Linked DNA regions of Homo sapiens: region 1 is linked to region 2. Evidence: chromatin loops called from intact Hi-C (ENCODE). Cell type or tissue: stomach. All regions are shown on one strand. Each heading gives the region's core, and the rest is flanking DNA. Links, peaks and the distances in the headings are about the cores only.

Region 1 (8,343 bases), core at 191-8,190, 52 kb before region 2:
TTATGTCAGGAATTCAGAAATGCCTCGTGAGTGACTGTTGTCAAGATGGATAGAAATGAGAGTGGTCCTCACAGCCCTGGTCAGGTCTCTACGATCTCACTTATTTAGAATCAAAGTTGGACATTAGCCCGTTTTCGCCTGGAGAAACAATTTCGCTCTGGGAACTGGGGGCTGTACCTTGTATAGACTCGAGTAGTATCAAAAGACCTGAACAAACTATATAGAGTGGACAGAGCCTTACTTCTGATGTTCAGGCCACCAGGCAGTGGTTGGAGGGATGGCTGGACACAGCCATATCCCTCTGAAAGCATATTTAAAACAGCCCTTATGGCGTTAATACCATCTATGTTTCAGGTAAGCCTAATGAGAAAAAGATCAAAACGTTGCCCTCAATCTTCTCTATTCAAAATGCCATAAACCATGTGATATTGAGCTTTCTGAGGCAAGGAAGCCATTTCCCTGATGCCCCAAAGTCTATATGTTATTCCTTGTGCCTTGGCCTGATGTGACTTAGTTCAAAGCTGCAAGGAGATCATGGCAAAGGAGTGAATATTCACTCCTTTTTGTATTTCATCCTTGAAGCTCTATATACCCCTTTTCTGACTTTTTCTTCTGAAGGGAGACCATAAGAGTGTCATTATTTGCTCATAGAAGCTGTCCCTGATAATGACTGGTAGAGCAAAGCTATATTGGGTAGTCAGACTGGTGAGTCATTTATTTTACAGGTGTGATCTACAGTGAGGGCCAATACCTTTTTTATACCACGGAAACCTTATTCACCATTCCAAAGGACCATAGGCCAGAATTGACTGAGCCAGTGGTAAAAATGTGTTTTTTGCATGTTCCTTTGTTTATCATGTTCGTCCATGTATTTCTGAACAGTCATGAGAATGAAGAGCTCTTGCATTTATTAGAGAGATTCTGAACTCCTGTCTTTACATTTAGGGTAAGTCCAGTGGTGCAGCAGCTTGGACCTTCAGTTTTTATCATCCTACTTTTTAGGGAACGTGGACATTTCCTGTGGCATGCTGACTTAAAGGCACATTACCTGTTGGCACACAGAGCATACCGTATCCATTTTTTAGACCATTTTTATCTTCTTTCTTTAGCAACGAGTGATATTAAAATCTTTTTTTAAAGAGATTCATATTATAGCTGGTCAGATCTCATGTGTTTCCCAAGATGCCTTTCATGAACCATATTCCCTCAATGTGTCTCTTTTCTTTGCCTTTGTCTGCCAATATTTCCAAAGCCATTAACTTTTAATGGCTTGGATCAAGAAACATACATGATCTGAGTCGAGCGGTGATTAATTTTAGTCACACTGTACTAGGTAGCTGGTAGGGCTTTCTTTTTAAAGCTAGTAGCATTAGAGGCCAAAAGTTTATTCCTCTGCTCCTGAAGTCACTTCTTGGTCCTGTTGTCTACAATACAAAAGCAAGTAATGTATTAACAAAAATGCCCTGATAGTATTACCAGATTGTATTTTCTGTACTGACTGAAATGAACCAATCATATTATTTAGGAGAATTTCTAACATATCACCCATAGGTGTTTAAAAGATAACGCTAATTTTCAGGGGCCAGTTACCTATTTTTAAACACTAAAATTAATTCCATAGGTTAGAGTGTAAACCCAAACCTGAACCATGATTTGAGACCTGTTGTGTCCAGACGCCAGTCATCAGCCTAAATTCCTTTTTTTCATTATAAATATAACTTAGCCTTTGTCTGGGCTTGATGGCTTACACCTGTAATCCTAATACTTTGGGAGGCTGAGGCAGGTGGATTGCTTGAGTTCAGGAGTTTGAGACCAGCCTGGGCAACATGGTGAAACCTCATCTCTACAAAAAAAAAAAAAAAAAAATATATATATATATATATACACACACACACACACACACACACACACACACACACACACGTACGTATACACACACACACACACACCCCTAGCATCATACTTAAGAGTTACTCAAAAGTTAACAGGTTGACAGTCTTGTTACAGTTCACACAGATACGTTGAATGGGAAAGAAAGGAAACGAGGATGAGCAGATGAACCCCCCTCCAAAAAAAGTTAATTGCAGTCACAGAATTAAGTTGGGAGAAGCCATAGGCAAGGTGTAATAAGATAGCTCTATTTAATTTTCATTCTGAAGCTATTAAAAGCAAAGGAGGCAAATAGACATTGGAAAGTTGCATAGGGCAGAAATCAGGGAACTCAAGCAAAATTCCAGAAAAGACCATAAATAAAATGAATCATAATGAAATGTGAGGCAATCTCTGCCTTTATGAGAGGGAAATAAATGGGTGCCCCACTTATTTCCACAGTCTGGTTCATCTGGATCTGTCCCCACTGTGCCTGTCTGTATTTGCCAGACACTGGTGATCTCACAGGCTTAGAACTTACCTGGAAAGTAATAAGCAGAAGAGAGTGGGAAAGCTGGCCATGTTGTGATTTTTGTAGATTTGATGTTTTACTGGAGCCCAAAATCTGAAATCTTGTGGTTATGGCTGTCAGAAGAATCATCCCCTTGGTCTTCTTAAATCAGTTGTCTACCTCTAAGATATTCATAGACAGTTCTTTAGGAAGAAGCTTTCTGTTGGCTTCTGTTGTCTTTCTCCTGAAGAGGAAGGTTTGTTTTGTTTTGTTTTGTTTTGTTTTGTTTTTCCCCCTAGGAGCTTCAAAAAGTTCTGTTAAAAAAAAAAAAGCAGACCTCTTTTTGTCTAAAAACATACATAAATCATCAATGTATAAAACAAAGTAAAGCTTTTCTAACTGAAGCAGAGCTTGCCAACATTGGCATCTGGAGGATCCCCTAATTCTGCCTCTTCTCCCTGAAACACCTTTGCTGAAGGTTAAAGCTCTTTGAAAAATAGTTTACAAACACTGCTCCAAACTATTGGATTTTCCAATAGTGAAAAGGAGTGTAAAGCAGCCTGAACACTCTTATCTGCCCCATTTCCTCCATATCTCATTTATCTCTTGATTGGCTGGTGTGCTCAATCCCTGTGGTCAAAAATAAAAGCACTTCTGTTATTACAAACTTCATAATGATTTCAGTATCTTCTGCCTTGTACAACACAAACCAGTGAAATACTGAATGTCAAAAGAATAAAGACTTGGTACTTCCTCAGTCTCACAGATGGCTAGATTCTGAAAATTGACTTGATTTAGCTGCAGCTGTATGCCTCTAACCTGTAGAAAGCCCACAGTATGCCCATAGGCTTTCCCAAAAGATGAGGCTATAACAGTGGGGAGCCTAAATCTCTAAATGGAAAGCCACGCCACTTCAACTATTTTTTTTTTTTTTTTTTTTTTTTTTTTTTTTTTTTTTTTGAAACAGAGTCTCGCTCTGTCGCCCAGGCTGGAGTGCAGTGGCACAATCTCAGCTCACTGCAAGCTCCCCCGACCCCGGGTTCACGCCATTCTCCTGCCTCAGCCTCCTGAGTAGCTGGGACTACAGGCGCCCACCACCACATCTGGCTAATTTTTTGTATTTTTAGTCGAGATGGGGATTCACTGTGTTAGCCAGGATGGTTTCGATCTGACTTCATGATCCACTCACCTCGGCCTCCCAAAGTGCTGGGATTACAGGCGTGAGCCACCACACCCGGCCAGGTTACAGTCAACTTCTACAGAGTCAAGACTAGGCAAGAACATCAGAGGACATGACTCACTTTCCCATCTTACACTTGTGTCTTTCCTCAGTAGTCTTTGGCAGCACTTGGTATTTACTGGGGCTCCCAATAACTCCTTAGGGAGCATATGCATGATAATGAGAAAGAGGAAAAGATAAAGTTTTCAAAAATTTTACTGAGACGTTTATCAATTGAGAATATATATTTTCTTTCTCTGATATGTTTGTTTGTTTCCTATATTTCCAAATTCTTTTGTAAGGATTGCCATATAACCTTTATTTTTTTTTGTTTTTATCAATTCAGGAGGTACATGGATTTGTGCAGGTTTGTTACACGGATGTATTTCATAGTGGCAGGGTTTGGGCTTCTACTGTATCCATCACCTGAAGAGTGAACCTTGTACCCAGTAGATTATTTGTTGACCCTCACTGTCTTCCCCACTCTCCCCACCCCCAGCGTCTGTTATTTCCCTCTATATGTCCATGTGTAACCACTGTTTAGCTCCCACTTATAAGTGAGACCATGCAGTATTTGATTTTCTCTTTCTGAGTTATTTCACTTAGGATAATGATCTGCAGCTCCATCTATGTTGCTGCAATGGACGTGATTTCATTCTTTTTATGACTGCATAGTATTTCATGGTGTATGTGATCCACATTTTCTTTGTCCAGTCATCTACTGATGGACATTAGAGCCAACATTTAGGCCAGAAACAAAAACAAGTCCACAAACAATGAGGAGGTTGAGCGTGTATGCAGCTAGAAACTGTCTAACCAGCAAATTTTCTTTGATTAAATGCAAAAAGCCCTTACCTCCTAAGTGGGAGAAATAAATTCCAGACTTGGGACAAAGTCACATAACCTCACTGAGTCTTAGTCTCCTTGTGGGCAAAGTAATGTGGATACTTTTAAGTATCTTGGAATCTATACATAAGATGACACGTGTAAATATTTAGCACATTTGGGTGGCCTTGAGTATCTTTTCTTTTTCCTTGTTTAAGACTTAATCAGCTAATCAGTAACTGGAACTACACTTCTAAATGTTTTTATAGTTTTTTCCCAAGGATAAATGCAAAAAGCAATCATTTTATAACTATTTACTAAACATTTAAATTGTTTAAGTCAGAAAAACAAAAGTTATCAATGCATGTCATTTGTCACGTAGATACTAAGAACTGACTTGAGCATGGTACAGTGCTGGGTAAAGGAACAAGGAGAGGTCCCAAATATGGATAAATCCTGCTCGTTGTCCCTAAGTCATTCCAATGGTTTAAGAAAAATAAGACACCTACTCAGTTCTAAGATGAAATGCCTTAAGTACCTTAAGAGAGGCACAAAGTGCTTTGTCATTTAAGAAAAGAGCAATTACTTCTGGCTAAGAGAGATGAAGGAAGCTTTCATGACTTTGACACTTAAGCTGTAAATAGAAGAATGGGAAGAATTTGCATGCATGGAAATGACTCAGACCGTCATTGAGGGAACAGTAAAAGCAAGATGCAAAGGTGAGAAAAAGCCATGTACAAAGAATGTAAGTCGTTTGGGTGGGTCATGGAACACGTGGAGTGAGGTGAAGGAAAAGATGCTTGATCAGTAATCACATATAGTATTTTCTTTAATTTTTATAGCAACAATGTTATTAGGTGTGGTATTATTCACACTTTAAAGAGATGAGGAAATTGAGGTTTGGGGGTTACATGACTTATCCAAGGATACTCAGCTAATTAAACCAGCATACTACGAATACAACAACAGATCTGGGTCTGAAAAGGTAAGATAAGTAAACTGGGTTTATAGCAGGGAGATTGTATTGCCAGTCCAAAAGCATAAGATTTTGAATCCTATGATACAGTCCAGGAATTGGCAGACTACAGCCTATGAGCCGGATCTGGCCCACTACCAGTATTTGTCAATAAAATCTATCAGAACATAGCATAGCCCGGTCGTTGATGCATTTTTCAGATGGCTGCTTTCCCACTGCAACAGTAGAATTAATTTATTGTCCAGTGCACAAGTAAGAATGTTGAATTCATTGTAACTAACGTGTGCATGTGGGCAGGGAGATGGGATTACTAAATGTGTGTTTTAAGCAAATTGTATAACATTAGCTAAATAAAGAGCTAAGCTACTCAGCCACTTACAGATGCCAACAAGTATGTGATTAATATTAAGTAAGATATTTTTATTTGAAGCATGGAAGAAAAAGCATATTTTTTAAATGTCTGAGTTGATAGATCTTTAAGTATTTACTATTTTGAAGATTTTTTGAAGAAATTTTAAAAATAAAAATATAAAAGATAGCATATCACACCCATATTCCCACTACCTAGAATTATAACTATTAACATGCATCATATATTCTTTAAGATTTTAAGTTTAAAAATGAAGTATTACAGATAAAATGAAATTCTACTTGGCATATTATTGCCAGTGTCATTCTCTTCCCAGATCTTTCTAGCAATAACCTCTATCATGAAATTATTGAGTATCTTTCTAGTCTATTTTGAATACTTTCATATGTGTGTATCCATATATAAATACAGATAGATGTCTGTATGTATGGGTTCAATTTAAAATTATACGCACAGTGTAGCATACTGCATGCAAAGTAACAATAGCAGCTTACATTTATTCTGCTATTACCGCCTGCCTGGAGCTGTACTGCTGATACAGGACCCCACCGGTTACCCAAAGCTAGCCTTTGGGTCAGGGGTTTCCTCACTATAGTCCCTTCTGTGGTTGCCAGAAAGATGTTACAGGAAAGTGGTCCCAATCCAGACCCCAAAAGAGGGTTCTTGGATCTCACACAAGAAAGGATACAGGGTGAGTCTGTAGAGTACAGGGAAAGCAAGTTTATCAGGAAAGTAAAGGAATAAAAGAATGGCTACTCCATAGGCAGAACAGCCTTGAGAGCTGCTGGCTGCCCACTTTTATGGTTATTTTTTGATGACATGCTAAATAAGGGATAGATTATTCATGCCTCCCTTTTTTAAGACCATACAGGGTAACTTCCTGACTATTGCCATGACATTTGTAAACTGTCTTGGCACTAATGGGAGTGTAGCAGTGAGGACGACCAGAGGTCACTAGGTGGCCATCTTGGTTTTGGAGAGTTTGGGTCAGCTTCTTTACTGCAACCTATTTTATCAGCAAGGTCTTTATGACCTGTATCTTGTGCTGACCTCATGTCTCTTCCTGTGTCTTACAATGCCTTAGTCATCTGGAAATGCAGCCCAAAAGGTTCCAGCCTCATTTTACCCAGCTTCTATTGAAGATGGAGTTGCTCTGGTTCACATGCTTCTGATACTGTCTCAGTCCTCTTATTGATCCTATGTAGCATGCACTATTACTGTCATGTTTTTTAGGAAATAAGGCACACAGAGAGTTCCCTTGTGCAGGGTCACACAGTTAATAAGTGATAGGGCTGAGAATTAATTCTGCAATCAGGCTTTGGAGCCTGAGCTCTTGACCATCATCACAGATGGACTATTCACTGTATCACTGCAGGATTCTTCACTCTCAGTATCATGCCTCTGATTCCTGTGATTTTTGAATTTGTAGATCTAGTTCATTCCTTCTCACTGTTATACCCTATTCTGTTGAATGAATACAGTACATAAGCAGCATTGCACATTGCATGGTGGTTAAGACCTATGAAATGGGAATAGTAGAAGTTCCTATCTCACAGAGTTGTGAAAATTAAGTTTAATTCAAATACAGTAGGTAGAACAGCACCTGGTACAGATTAAGTACCCAATAAATGTTAGTTGTTATTTGCTATTCTCATATATCACCCTGTTGAACCTATTCATTAGGTTGTCTGTAGTTTTTCTTGATTGCATATATTGCCACAGTGAAAGCTCTGTGTCTGTTTATAATTCTTTTTGGTATCTCCCTACAAGAAAACTTGATGGCTCGTAGAGTGTACATGCTTTCAGTTTTACTTGATATTGCCAAACCCAACTAGACCAATTTCTTCTCCTTAGTGCACTGTGTGGCACTTCCCATTCCCCTGCATCCTCACAAACAGTTAATATTGTCTAATTGTTTACATTTGCCAACCTGATGGGTAAGAAATACTATCATGCTGAATTAATGAATTTTTAATAAGTTGTATTGAGATAGAATTTACATATCATAAAATTCACCCTTTTAAAGTGTACAATTCCATACACATTAGTATCACTTCACTACACAGTGGTTTTTAGTATGTTCACAAGGGTCTACAACCATTACCTCTATCTGATTTTAGAGGAAATCTTTGACTGGTTAGCAATAACTCCCCATTTTCCCCAGCATGGGGAAACCCATAGTTTTGCTAACCTACTTTCTGTATGGATTTGCCTGTTCTGAACATTTCATATAAATAGAGTCATGTGTTTTTGTGATTGGCTTCTTTCACTTAGCACAATGTTTTTGAGGTACATCCATGTTGTAGCATGTATCAGCAAATTCATTCCTTTTTATGGCTCAGTAGTATTCCATTGTATGGATATACCACATTTAATTTTTCCATCAGGTGATGGAAATTTGGTTGCTTCTACTCTTGATTACTATAAATAGTGGTTCTATAAACATTCATATGCAAATTTTTATATAGACATCTTTTCAATTTTCTTAGTTATAGATATATTTATGTACCTAGCAGTAGAATTGCTGGGTCATATGGTAATTCTGTGCTTAACGTTTTGGAAAACGGCCAAAC
Region 2 (8,343 bases), core at 214-8,213:
TCTAGTTAGATCTATTTTTAGAGTGCTGTGTTATGTTCTTAAAAGAACAAACCGATAAAAGTTGCTCACAGTTTTGCATAATGTTTAAGGACCCAGTGCCACAGTAAGACCATATAAGTTCACTGCTTTCTAGCAGTGATAATGGTACCTACCTCACTGAGCTACCGTGAAGATTGAGTGAGAAACAATTCAAAGAAAATCCTTAGCACAGTGTCTGGTGTAACCATCCCATACATAGCTGCTGGGATTTTCATTATCATCAGAGCACCCATACCTAATAGAAATCTTGTATTATATATCTAAGTAGAAAGGGACCTCAGAAATTGACAAGTTCACAATTGCACACCAAGGGCAGTGACTTACTCTACTTCACATCCCTATTAAATGATATCTAGCCTGTGGTTTAATATTTCCAAGGACAGGAGTTCACTATCTTTTAAAGGTACCTCATGGTATTGCCAATCACTCTTACCACTAGGAAGCTTTTCCTTCTACTGAGCCCCAAATCTTTCTCCTGCTTTTCCCCTGGAACACCCTGAAATGAAGATATTATCATTTCTGTGTGATGGTCCTTCCATCTCAGGGCCTCCCTTATAACACTCTATAGTTCTTCTTTCTAGTTGTGCTCTAGGGAAGAGGCTGGTACTTCCGATTGCAGACCAGCTCTCCCTTGCCACAACCTGAAGTGTCCTACGGAAATCAAGCAGGGTCTGAAAGGCCTAGGCAAAAGGAATAAATTCCACCAAAGATCACAGGCTATCCAATTCTCTTTTCTACCTCCCTTCCCATGATAAGTGCATCCCTGCTCCACCTCTGCCCTAGGAACACTACCAAACACAAACGCACGCTCACACACACAGAAAGAATAGGTTTAATTTATTAGTTGCTCTTTAGCAAAGGCTATATAGAACATTATTGGGGTGAAAATTAAATTCTAGTTACAGATTCATGAAACTTGAAGCCAAATTAGTTTTATGAGACTATCAACTCCCCTTTCATCCTCCTACACAGCAAGGTACCTCATAGTCTATATAATTCTTTGCCGTTTTTAAATGATTTAAGCAGACATAATACATAATGCAGTTGATATTAAATATCTTGAGGAATGTCAATAGAACTACTTTCACTCTTAGGCATTAACTGATCACTTATAAATGTTCTGTTTATCCACTTTTCATTTTAGATTTTCTCCTTAAAAGGACTTTATGTGTGAACTAGTCATCATTATCTGCTATTCGTTTGTATACATGCATCGTAAGTCTTCCAAAATAACATTTAAAGTCTTTCTTAATATTGCTTTAGAAATGTTAACCTTTAAGGAACATTCAATTTAAAAAATAAAGATTCAGGCACTGACTCAGGAAGACATGTTCAGCTGGGTCAAGATTTTGTTTCCCCTGACCAGATAAAAGACTCTAACAACATACGGTGTGTCAGCTTCTTCTTTGCCCAACTCAGAGAAAGTCATATAAAGGAGAAAAAGAAAACATGCTTGAAATCACAGTGACCAAAGGATTTGAAGTAATAATTACATTAAATAACCATAACTTTTCATTTAACTATTCACATTCCACACAGTGGAAATTATCCTCTCCTCCAGATTTTTCACTTACACTCTTAACTTTGAAGACCTACAGTAACAAAAAACAACTTACAGACTTCCAGGATGTGTGTTTTTTTCTTTTAATGCCAAGCACAAAGTGTACATCATAAAATTCATATTTGGTGTTTGGCATTATTTTAATAGGTATGATCAAGACCACAAATATCTTGCCATAAAAATATTCTACTATAATAATGAAAAAATATATCATTACATCATCAGTGACTCGAATAAAATATGGTATAGATATGGCATTTTCAATGAAAGTTGGAAGACACACCACATTTGTACTAGTCTTAATATAGGCACAGTAAGAAGAACAGATATTTCCCTCTTTGGCTAGTGATATGCTTTTAGGGTAGTTACGCTGCTGATTATCCCAGTGAAGTTAGTGTTGAGGAAATTCTCTTTACTTGAGCCAAATCTGCACTTATGTGCAAGACTGTGGTACAAGCTCCTAAAAGAAGATTACTGCTGCCAACTTAAGTCATCTCCGTTAACGAAATTGCATTCTTGTGGCAGAGTTAAAACAACAAGAGAAATTCAGTGTTTGCTGGTTCTGAATGTCATTTTTCCTCCCTGGTGTGGTTTTACATTTTCAGCTTCTTTCCCTTTTCTTCTCTCCCACCCTCAAAATTCTGCCTTAGCATTTGTGTGCTTAATTAAATCCACTCTGTGCTTTATTGTTGGAGAATGTGGACAATACAAAGATTTGGGGTGGGGTCATACAGTGTATACAAAACACACACACTATGTGTTTGGACAAATTCGCCTAGCGTGAGAATCATCAGTAGTGAGTTTAAAAGTTTGAAAATCAGACCCAACATTTTGGGTGTTTAAAATATCTCCCGCCTTGAAATGGCTCCTGTTTAGTTGTTAGATGGGAGAGCACTGGATCAAAACAAAAACGAAATAAAAACAGCTTCTCGAGTTGCAAGGGTTCTCTGAATGCCAGAGCCTTGATCGGCAACTGAATCTCAAGTCTGCAGTGTTTGTTTTCCATATTACATAGGACTTGGCTAGGAGGCTGAGAAGATACAAGGCAAAAAGAGTATTCAGGGAGTTTGTATATAAAACCTCAGGCTTGAAGAAAACAGGTTAACCAAATCCAAAGTACAATAAAGTTCACCCACCCTGCACTTTGGCCCTTAGATCAATCCTAAGTAGCCATTGCCAGTAGGCCAAGTTTAATCAGAGGACAGTGCCTACCAGTAAATACTGAATAGTTACAATAGTTATGTCCATCCAACCAGTAGCAGATGAACAGCTAATACATCATGATGCTATGCTCTCCTAACAGGGTCCCCTCAGATCCTCAGTGAGCACATAAAGAAAGGGAGGTCATATCCCTTACATCTCTACCAGGTATTAACACCTAACTACTCTCTAGCCAGAGGCAATTCCCTTTATTTCCTTACTCTCGTCGTCTTCTCTTTAGCCCAATCTCCTGACAATAGTTAAAACAAAAAGACCCCCAAAATATCTCTTGCTAAAACAGAGTAGTCCCTAAACTCTCTCATCTTAGACTACTGTCAGGTACACTCAGCAGAGGCAGGATCTTTATCAATCAAGTTAGTGGCTCTCAGAAGCATTATGGGAAATAGTGGAATGGAAATGAGCTGACTATAACCACGATAAAGGAAAGGTATTAGGAATTTCAGCCTCTGAGGTTTTTGATTAATTCCCACCCCTATGCAGAGAGTTCTAAACTACCTCTCTTTTCCACCTGAGGGACAAAGCAGAGGAGTTGGTTTGGTTTAGCTAACTTGCTTGGGTCCGAACATAGGAGTGGTCAGTATTTATGTTTTCAGTTTGGTGTTAGGTTTGAGCAGATTGCAACGGCCAAAGTTAATCACTTTCTGGCAATCTCATTTCTCCTCTGTTCACTTGGGTTCTGTTAAATACTAGGAAAAGACTTTCTCAGAAGCATCAGCCTGTGTTCTGGTATTGGCCTTTCAAGCTTCTGCAATGTCCCTACTGACTTTTGCTGGACCTGATTTGGCCTCACCCTCCACCCTCCCTTTCTCACTCCACTATCCTGCTTGTCCTTGCCCACACCAGCCTCTCCCAGAGTCTGGAGGGTCTTCACAAAATGAAAAACATTTGCATCATGGTTAAGTGAATTAATTTAGGAACCTTGGCAAACAAGAGATTAGACTGACATAGTCACTATCAACTTAAGAAGAGATGGATTGTGAGGAGGAGGAGGAAAGGAGGATGCAAGCACAGGTTAAAAGGACTTTTCCATGTCGAATGCAGCACTAAAACAGGTCTCTTGCCCTCAGAGGAGCCTCTTCCATGAACATTCATTCCGAAAGGAGATTCTGGTCCCCAGGAGGGCACAAAAACACAAAGTCAGAACCAGACCACGGCCCCGCCCCTTTAGATGTGAGCCGGGGTGAGGTGGGTTTCTGGTACATCCCCATTAAAGCAGATATGTTTACAAAATAGGGAGTGCTCTCTAGCAGAGACTGTGTTTTCTCTGGTGTCTAAAAACACCCACAGGCACCCATCCACACTCATGCACACGAACTACGCACAAGCAGGCTCCTGCCAGGAGGCAGCTGGGGGTTCTTCTGGCCTCTAGGTTTAAGCCAAGTAAGAATCTGGTTGTTTTAGGTCTGGGACTTCCTGGGGCTGCATTCCTAGGACATGCTGGGTGCACCTGGATTTGGCTTAATCCAAATCGATGGATATGCAACGACACTGCTTCACACGTGTGACTCTCTTCTTCTTGGTAGGTGGCTGTAGTTCAGGGCAGTTGAGTGTGACCATCATGGTAGTGAATTTCTTGGGCTTGCAGAAGGAGCAGGACTGAAAGGAACCTTCCTCCTTCCGGATGTGCCTGGGGATGTAGAAAGAGTTGCACTGGCCGTAACAGAAGCGGTTGATGATGGTGCGACTGTTGCAGCCTTCCTCGTGGATGGTCTGCTTAAGCGGCTGGGTTTTGCACCAGTCTCGCTTCAGGTATTTGCGCTCCGTCACATGCAGGGCCTCTTGGCTGGACTCCAGCACCTCCTCCCCGGGCATGGCAGTGCCCCGCCCTTGGCCCCGCCCCCGGTTCCTGGAGCCAGGCTGCTGGGGCGACTGAGTCTGCTCTGAGTCATTGTGCTGGGCCTTGTCTGGCGGGGGGATGGCACCTTGGGACCCTTTCTTTTTCCCTTCAGCAGCCGGCAGCAGGGTCCCCAAGAGGAGAAGCAGGGCTCCCACCGTGTAGGCTGTGCGGCTCATACTAAAGAAAGGAAGCACAGAGAGGGGAAGACACAAAACATGGCAAAGTTAATTTAAAAATTAATAATAATAGCACCTAGCATTTAAACGCACCGTTAAACACTTAACGTGAAATATTCCATTTACTTCTCACAGTACCTGTATGAATTAGGTACTATTATCTCCATGACCCAGCCATCAATCCATGGAGTAACTCACCCAGAGTCCCACAGTGACTAAGTCAAGGTTTAAACTCAGCCAGGGCCTAGCTCTTCTCTGCACCTATTCTCACAAGAACTTCTTCCTGGCCTCTGGCACCAACCACATTTGTCTTTGTATTACGTTCACTTATTGAGGGGAACTTATTTTCTATTTTGTTTTACAGCAAGATGAATTAACCTCTCTGCTCAGAGGACTTCATTCCTCCGGAAACCTCCCAGTCTTTTCTCCCCAACTAGCCTGAGGCTTCCTGAGCTGTGAATGCTTATGAGACTTTGCATTTTTATCATATGTGGAAGGAGAGATTCATGGAGACCAGAAGGCATTTGACAGAGGGAAAACAACAAAACAGGAAAGGTCGCGCTCCTGGTGCAGTAACTTGCTATCTGATCTTAAAGATGTCACTTTGTCTCTCAGTAAATCACTCCATTTAAGCAAAGATACCAATACTTCGTCTCCCCAGGTACGCTGTTCAGATCCAACTCGATGTCAATGTGACAGCAATTGGAGAACTAACCAAATGTGTGGCAGTACTGCAGATGGAATGAAAGACAGTAGCGTGTAGGTGACGTGACTCATGAGGCTTCACCTCTCACTTATTCTCATCTTGAAACTGGGCACAGATACTCAATGTATCACTTTGTACCACGATATACATTTTTCTACCTTTTAAATAGTGAAATATGTCATTCACATGTGTCTGTGTATATACAATTTAAAAGGTAGAAAAATGGGCATGATAGAACAAGTATGTGCAAATATTTACATTAATAAATGGCATGGGCATGCTGAATAAATTAGTGGCAATGGATTAGTGGATGGGTCAGAAGCTAGATATGGGTCTGAAAGGGCAGTGATATGTGAACAATGGCAAAAAATAACAAGGAGGTGAGGTGAGGGAAAACCGACAAAAAATAGGAAACCATAGACAGAGAGAGAAAAGAATGAATGAAGTGAAGAATGCAATTCAGAGAAAGGGGAACTCTTCTACAAGTTGAATGTTCAGGGGAGGTAGTAAAGGCAGACAGAAAAGGCGGAAGAAGAGGGAAAGGTGGAGAAGGAGCAGCATATTTTTAAAAAGGAGAGTGCAAGAGAGAAGCCTCAGACAGACTAAAAAGATTTTCCTCCTGGGACAGTGCTTCTTAGACTTGAAAGTGCAGACAATTGGCCGGGCGCAGTGGCTCACGCCTGTAATCCCAGCACTTTGGGAGGCCCAGATGGGCGGCGGATCACGAGGTCAGGAGATCGAGACCATCCTGGCTAACACGGTGAAACCCCATCTCTACTAAAAATACAAAAAAATTAGCCGGGCGTAGTGGCGGGCGCCTGTAGTGCCAGCTACTCGGGAGTCTAAGGCAGGAGAATGGCGTGAACCCGGGAGTCAGAGCTTGCAGTGAGCCGAGATCGCGCCACTGCACTCCAGCCTGGGTGACTGAGCGAGACTCTGTCTCAAAAAAAAGAAGAAAGAAAGAAAGAAAAAAAAAAAGAAAGTGCAGACAATATCTGGGGATATTGTTAAGATGCAGATTATGATTCAGCAGGTCTGCCTTTTTATTAAGCTTTGAGTAGCAAGGCCTATAAGCACTTGCTGCCATGGGGCACGGAGAGAATTATTAAAGTGTGGAGGGATTTTCTTTTCAATGGATGCAGTTTCAAATTCACAGTCTCCCTCCTGCGGCCATCACAACAATCGGACCTGAATCCTGAAGGTTCTCCTGTCCCACTCCTGTGGTTTTCTGAACCTAAGAACACAGCTGTGTAGCAAACATTTTCCTTCTCTCTTTGGAATACCAGTATTACACATAATAACCACTAAGTGCAACTTAACAGTAACATTATTTCTCCCACCAAAACTGGACAGGTTGGTATTATTAGAGCAACTACCTTGCGCAAAGGCAGTGTAGGATCTAGATTTTCTAATGAACAGCACATGGTAAGTAAACACCATTCAACTCTAGGATAATGTCAAATTAAAATAATTAAATATTGAATTTAAGATATCTTTAAATGGCACCATCTTTCCAACATTAACCTAGTACTTTTAGACCATTATAAGTTCGGAGCTGATAATGTGACATTCAGCTTCTGCTCCAACTGTAGGTTTCCCACCTTTGGTCAGTGTATGTTACAACATCCCTGCTCTTTATGCAGAGCTTTTGTTTTACCCCAACAACAAAAAAATTACTTTACTTTGTCTTTTAAAAAAAAGCACTTATACTATACCATGCTGTTTTTGTTACTGTAGCCTTGTAGTATAGTTTGAAGTCAGGTAGCATGATGCTTCCAGCTTTTTTCTTTTTGCTTAGGATCGTCTTGGCTATACCGGCTCTTTTTTCAGTTCCATATGAAATTTAAAGTAGTTTTTTTCTAATTCTGTGAAGGAAGTCAGTGGTAGCTTGATGGGGATGGCATTGAATCTATAAATTGTTTTGGGCAGTATGGCCATTTTCATAATATTGATTCTTCCTATCCATGAGCATGGAATGTTTTTCCATTTGTTTGTGTCCTCTCTTATTACCTTGAGCAGTGGTCTGTAGTTCTCCTTGAAGAGGTCCTTCACATCCCTTGTAAGTTGGATTCCTAGGTATTTTATTCTTTGTAGCACTTGTGAATGGGAGTTCACTCATGATTTGGCTGTTTGTCTATTATTGGTGTATAGGAATGCTTGTGATTTTTGCACATTGATTTTGTATCCTGAGACTTTGCTGAAGTTGCTTATCAGCTTAAGGAGATTTTGGGCTGAGATGATGGGGTTTTCTAAATATACAATCATGTCATCTGCAAACAGAGACAATTTGACTTCCTCTCTTCCTATTTGAATACCCTTTATTTATTTGTCTTGCCTGCTTGCCCTGGCCAGAACTTCCAATAGTATGTTGAATAGGAGTGGTGAGAGAAGTCATCCTTGTGGCGGTTTTCAAAGGGAATGCTTCCAGCTTTTGCCCATTCAGTATGATACTGGCTGTGGGTTTGTCATAAATAACTCTTATTATTTTGAGATATGTTTCATCAATACCTAGTTTATTGAGAGTTCTTAGCATTGAAGGGGTGTTGAATTTTATCGAAGGCCTTTTCTGCATCTATTGAGATAATCATGTGGTTTTTGTCATTGGTTCTGTGTATGTGATTGATTACGTTTATTGATTTGCGTATGTTGAACCAGCCTTGCATCCCAGGGATGAAGCCAACTTGATCATGGCAGGTAAGCTTTTTGATGTGCTGCCAGTATTTTATTGAGGATTTTCACATCAATGTTCATCAGGGATATTGGCCTGAATTTCCTTTTTTATGTTGTGTCTCTGCCAGGTTTT

The links. Peaks named below come from ENCODE experiments on the same cell type or tissue, not always from the same donor. Only the 100,000 strongest peaks of a DNase experiment are listed, where the experiment ranks them.
Region 1: it touches region 2 in a loop (8-fold over the local background); 8 of 110 quality-filtered maps call a loop at or near these places.

What each region holds. Positions count from the first base shown.
Region 1 is chr15:32,778,742-32,787,084 of GRCh38, reverse strand. All of the region lies in intron 19 of FMN1 (formin 1), which reads left to right. It overlaps LOC107984089 (a long non-coding RNA gene), which reads right to left and starts at 2,607. Exons shown (of 3, transcript XR_002957769.2): 1 at 2,411-2,607. RefSeq lists an enhancer at 4,764-5,327. In stomach, for the core only: no CTCF peak of the experiment used is centred there; no DNase peak of the experiment used is centred there.
Region 2 is chr15:32,727,182-32,735,524 of GRCh38, reverse strand. GREM1 (gremlin 1, DAN family BMP antagonist) reads right to left here. Exons shown (of 2, transcript NM_013372.7): 2 at 1-4,835. The coding sequence starts at 4,834. The coding sequence ends at 4,280. Among named protein-coding and RNA genes, the nearest start is that of GREM1-AS1, 12 kb to the right of the region's middle. RefSeq lists an enhancer at 4,120-4,659. In stomach, for the core only: no CTCF peak of the experiment used is centred there; a DNase peak (open chromatin) is centred at 4,624.